Linked DNA regions of Mus musculus: region 2 is linked to region 1. The links are chromatin contacts, found by POLR2A ChIA-PET in ENCODE. All regions are on one chromosome and are shown on one strand. The core of a region is the stretch at or near the end of the contact, and the rest is flanking DNA. Distances in the headings are between cores, read along the strand shown. Region 1 holds the start of Clip2 (CAP-GLY domain containing linker protein 2). Region 2 holds the start of Eif4h (eukaryotic translation initiation factor 4H).

The links. ChIA-PET counts read pairs that join two places held with the same protein, here RNA polymerase II (POLR2A).
Region 2: POLR2A ChIA-PET joins it to region 1 with 20 read pairs in Patski. The contact joins the promoter of Eif4h here to the promoter of Clip2 in region 1. POLR2A ChIA-PET finds 5 or more read pairs at or near these places in 2 of 5 experiments (Patski and embryonic stem cell).

The regions. Positions count from the first base shown.
Region 1 is chr5:134,551,116-134,553,855 of GRCm38, forward strand. It overlaps Clip2 (CAP-GLY domain containing linker protein 2), which reads right to left and starts at 1,319. Exons shown (of 17, transcript NM_009990.3): 1 at 931-1,319.
Region 2 is chr5:134,638,067-134,640,806 of GRCm38, forward strand. Eif4h (eukaryotic translation initiation factor 4H) reads right to left here and starts at 1,343. Exons shown (of 7, transcript NM_033561.2): 1 at 1,175-1,343. The coding sequence starts at 1,233.

The DNA of each region.
Region 1 (2,740 bases), core at 69-2,568:
AGCCCTAGGCCAGCCCCATCCCCAGCGTCCTCTGTCGGGGCACCCTTCAAGATTAAAGCCAATTCCTAGTTCCACAACCGTCCAGGCCCCTGCCCATTTGTAGTCCAGAAGACAGGAGCGGGATCTCAGAGGCTGGATTGTGATTCCTCTACCCCTAAGGTGTTCCTCTGCAACGACCTTTCCAGGCTTTGGCCAGGATCGGGAGAAGGCACGCGTGGCAAAGCCCAGTGAGTCCAGGACAAACACACAGGCCCCTCCTGAGGATCCACGCGGGCTAGCCCTGGAGGCTCAGCCCTGCATCCTGCGTCGCCACTGCCCCTCCCTGGGGGGAGGGAAAAAAACTGCTGCCTCACCAGCTACCAGCGCCAGCTTGGGGGGGCAACCCTGCGGAAAGCCACCCTGCCTGGGCCTCCCCCTTACCCTATCCTCTGCCAAGCCAGGCTCTCCAATCAAGTTTTGCTAAGGGCACCAACCAGGCGACCCCAGGTGGCGGGGCGGGGGCCTCCGTGTCTCATCCCAGATGCCAGGTCTGAAGATGAGAGCTGATGGCCGCGCCCACCAGGCTGTGCCCCCACAGAGCCTGTGTGAGCCTTCCCCAAGAGCTCTGCAGCTTGTCCTGGATCCGCTCTTGGAAAGAGGACGCCAACAAAAACACCCGAATCCCAAGCTATGGATGTTTGCACCATCTGGACGTGCAATCCAGGGGCGCCCCCAACCCCAGCAGCGACCTGGGTTAAGGAAGTTGGGGTTCACCCCGCCCACGCCCACCAGCGGCAGCGACCCTGTCCGCTGTCCTTGCCCACGCGACGACAATGGCTTGGTGATAGCACCCCCTTTTCTTTCCAGGATAGGGTGCCGCCGCCCCCCGCGACTCTGCGTCCTTTGTTGCCCGCGCGCCCCCATCGCGCGCGTCCCCAGAGCGGCGCCTACCTTGGAGCTCCAGCAGCGACCAGGACCCGACACCCCTCGCCTCCTCTTGGTCCGCGCGTCCCGGGAACGAGGATGCTGCGCCGGTCTCCTCACGCCGATACACTAACCGGGTCTCCGCGCTCGGAGTCCGGGCCTCGCACAGGATCTACGTCCAGAAGGGGATAGAGGGAGGGGCCGATCCAGTAAGCCCGGCCGCTGCCTGCGCGCCCCGAGGCGGAGCCGAGCTGAGTCGAGCCGAGCGGGGCCGAGCCGGGAAGATCCGAGCCAAACGGGGCGGAGGCGAGAGAAACCGAGCAGAGCGGAGCCCGGTGGAGCCCTGCCAAGGTGAGCCGAGCCCAGCCGAGAGAAGCCGAGCGCCAGGAGAGCTCAGCGGCCAGAGAGCGAACAAAAGGGGCCGGCGTAGCGGCGGGCGCAGGAAGGCGGGGCCCGGAGCGCGGGGGGTGGGGGGGAGGTTGGGGGCGGTGCCCACAATCCTGGTCTCCGGGTTCTCAGGCAACAGTGACGCGCAAAGACTGGGGAGCGGGCGGGCAGAGAAGTCTTAGGAACCTGGTCTTCCCCATCAAGACCATCTACAGCTGACTTGAGCCTTGGAAATAGATTTCACTCACAGGCCCTTCAGCCCTACGCATTTATGTGTGTTCCAGTTTCTGTTTCAACCCTGCATTGCTTATGTAAATATTCCATATAAGGAGACTGAGACACTTAGGAACGTAAGGGGGCGGGGCTGGGATCTGGAAGGCTTTTCGCAAGGGTTGACTTAGGGACTGTGTTCAAAGAGGCGAGGAAGGGGAATGATGCAAATGACCAGAGAGCTTCAGGGGTACCACCTGACACCTGACACTAGGCAAACTGAGCGGGAGGACAAGCGGAGCTACACAGTGAGACTCTGTCTCAAAAAAATCCTTAAGGTCTCACTCAGCGTGGTGGTACGTTAACCTCTGGACCTCAGTTTCCCCATCTTTAAAGGAGGCAGGGTGTTTTTTAGTTCATCAGAACAAAAAGGTAGTTGTGCATTGATGCCAACAGTAGGCCAGCCCAGAGGAACTCTTGCAGTGAAGAGAGTCTGTGTGAGAAGAGCCAAATTCCTCAGAAGTGGACCGTATACAAAGTAAAGAGTGGGTTGTTCGAGAAAGAGCAAGTTTTACGTAGCTAGATGGACAGTTTCAGTGTTGAAATAGGACCTAAATCATGGCAGACTGGAACGAATCCACCTCTTAGGTTGGGTCCTGGCTTAGAGGTAGAGCACCTACCTAGGATAACCCCAGGGAGGGGCTGGGGGCGGGGCTCAGGGGTAGAGCCCCTGCTTAGCATTACTGAAGCCCCAGGTTCCATCCACTAACAGAAAAATGAAATAGCTGGCCATGGTAGCACCTGCCTTTAATCCCAGCACTTGAGACGCTGTAACAGACTGATCCGTATTAGTTTAAGCCCAGCCTGGTCTACATAGAGAGTTCCAGGCCAGACAGGGCTACATAGTCTCAAAAAGAAGGAAAATTAATACCACAGATAAAAGAGTTAAAGTTCACACTTCAACCATCAACCATAGTTCTCTGTCTGTAAACCCTTCAATGTGTGTCTTAGAAAGAAAGGATGAGGGCTGGAGAGATGGCTCAGTGGTCAAGGGCATACATTTCAGCTGGGTGTGGTGGTGCATGCCTTTAATTTCAGCAAGTTAGGGGCTGCACTCTGTAGCTTGAAGCCAGCCTGGTCTGCATAACAAGTTCCATGCCAGCCAAAAGTATACAGTGAAACCCTGTCTCAAAAAATAAAAGACTGGGGCTGGTGAGACGGCTCAGTGGGTAAGAGCACC
Region 2 (2,740 bases), core at 93-2,592, 87 kb after region 1:
ATTTAAAGGTGATCATTCTTCACCTAACAAAAGACACTTTGGGGGCAGCCACCTAGGAAACCCAACACCTCAGTACAACTATTGTGATATTCTCCGGGCAAGTCACCTTTGCTGTAAAAAAGGATAAAAGCCAAGTGTGTCCTTGACAAATAAACAAGACGATTAAATTGTCCCATAAAACTCCTATAAGCTTAAAAAAAAAAAAGAAAAAAAAGCAAGTGGCTGATGCTTGTTTATTTCTATTGTTTGGCAGGAGACTGAATCCAAGATATGCTAGACAATCGCTCTGTGACTGAGCCACAACCCCAGCTGGTAACGTGTTATTTAAAAGGGCACAAACTATCCGGGCGCCCGTTTTTTGGAATTATGCACCAGGAGCTATCTATTCATCAGTAAAGGATTTAGGGAGGTGGGAGGAGGACTGGTTTTAAAGTATGTTGTCTTTATCTGACCGGAATCAGAACGAAGCGAAAGCGATTCCCCAGGTCAGGGAAGAAACTGGGAAGAAATCAACAATCTCCGCCAGCAGACACGTAGTATCTGTCAATAAGGCATTCGAAACGCCAGGGAGGCAGAGAGAAAGAGCCACGCACACTCCCCACTACGGTGGATTTGTTTTGGTTCAGGTCCCCGCTCCCTGTCTCCCTCGCTGGATCCGACGGTCCCAGCATCCAGACTCGAATCGGAAGGGAAATCGCCCCTCTCGCTGCCGGCGGGCCTCTCGCAGAAGCGACCCAGGGGCTCCGCCAGGCAGCGGGGACCCTGGAGAGGGGCAGGCCGCTTCCGCCGCCGCCGCCCGCTTCCGCGCTGCATCCCAGCCCGGAGCGCGCTGGGGAGAAAGCTGGACGCGGCGGGCGGGCACTGGTATCCCCGGGAAACCCTCCGGTGTCGCTGTGATCTAACTTTCCGACCGAGGCCCCGCAGGGTGCCGGGTCCGGGGCCGGCGCGGAGCCGAGGGCAGGATGTGCGCCGCGAGCAAGCGAGAGACCCGCAGCCTAACCGTCGCCAGCCGCTCCCGGAGCGCGCCATTTCCAGGCCTCGCCTCGGGCCTGCTCAGGCCGCTTCCCGCCGCCCGTCTCGAGTGAGCGCGGCAAGGCCGCCTCCCCCTTCGAACCTTTCGGCACTCCCCCCGGCCGAGCCGCTGGCCCGCCTGACCGCGCCCCGCTCGCCTCACCCTCTACCGCCGCCGAAGCTGCTGTAGGCCCGATCGTCGTAGGTATCGAAGTCCGCCATTTGCCGTCTCCGCTCCTTGAGGAACCAGCGGGCCAGCGAGGAAGGACCCCGCAATATAACTCCTCCTCCCCCCGCCCGCCCCGCTACCGGGGCTGTCCGCCGCGCTGCCTGATCGCAAGTCGCACGCACGCATGCGCGCGCCGCCGCGCCCGGCCTTGGGCCGACGGGGCCCGCTGCTGGCCCCGGCGCGCTCTGCGGCCCACGTGGTGCGGCGGCCGGCCCCCGGGGCGCCGCGCGCACGCTCTGCCCTCCCAGGCCCATTGTGTGCTAGCTTGCTGCTTTCACGCGTGGTTGCCTCTTACTGTCCTTGCCCCGCCCTGCCCCGTGGTCACCTACCCCTCGGGCGTTGTCTGTCACCCTGCACGCTGCTTTCTCATTGTCACTAGATTCAGTTTGGGTTTTGTGGAGCCCAGGCTGGCCTGGAGCTGGGGCGCTGTAGCTGAGGATGACCTTGAACCCCTAGTTTTGTTTTTTGTTTTTTTGGGTTTGTTTTTTTGTTTTTTGCTCTCTCCCTTTCTCAAGGGCTGGGGTGACAGTGTGCCACTATGTTGGGATCTCTGGTATCACGTTAGATTTATTAAAGTGCCCTAGGTCTGCCCCACTTGGTCCCACTTGGGCACAATTCTTCAGGACAAATGGTCCCTGGGTAAAGCTAAAAGGAAGACAACCTGTTCTAGGTAGAGGTCCCTAGATGACCAAGGGCAGAAGGCTTGTAAGTGAGAATGGTGTGTGTGTGTGTGTGTGTGTGAACAAGACGAAGTGAAATATCTTTGTTTTTGAGACCTGCTACAAACGACGTGGTGGTAAATATCTGTAATCCCTACTCTAGGAAGACTGAGACTGGTCTCCAAAATAAAATAAAATAAATAAAAAACAAAATAAATCTTATAAAGACAAAACAAATTGTATTCTCTGTCTGGGTATTGGGGAGGGGTGGTGAAGATGAGGCTGTTTGTAGTTGAACTGATAAGAGATTAGATATGTTTTATTTTTGCAGGAGTCTGCTCTGAAAAAGAAATTTTAAGGGTGGGCAGGTGGGCTCAGTGAGTGAGGATGTTTGTTACCAAGCTTGACCTGAGTTTGATCCCCAGGACCCACATGGTAGAAGATGAGTCTCTCTCTCTCTTTCTCTCTCTCTCTCTCTCTCTCTCTCTCTCTCTCTCTCTCACACACACACACACACACACACACACACACACATCTAGCGGGAGGACCAGGTACATAGACCCTGTCTCAAAAAAAAAAAAAAAAAAAAAAAAAAAAAAATTCAACCAAGATGGACAGCTCCTAAGAAGTGACTCCTAAATTAGGAAGTGGTAGCAAAGGCCTTTACTCCCCTCATTCTGGAGGCAGAAGCAGGCGGATCTATGAATTTGAGGCCATCCTGCTCTACAGAGTGAGTTCGAGGACAGCCAGGGATACACAGAAAAACCCTGCCTTGAAAAACCAAGAAGAAGGAGAACCTCTGAATTTTACAGCACTTTTTTGTACCCCTGACACACAAAGA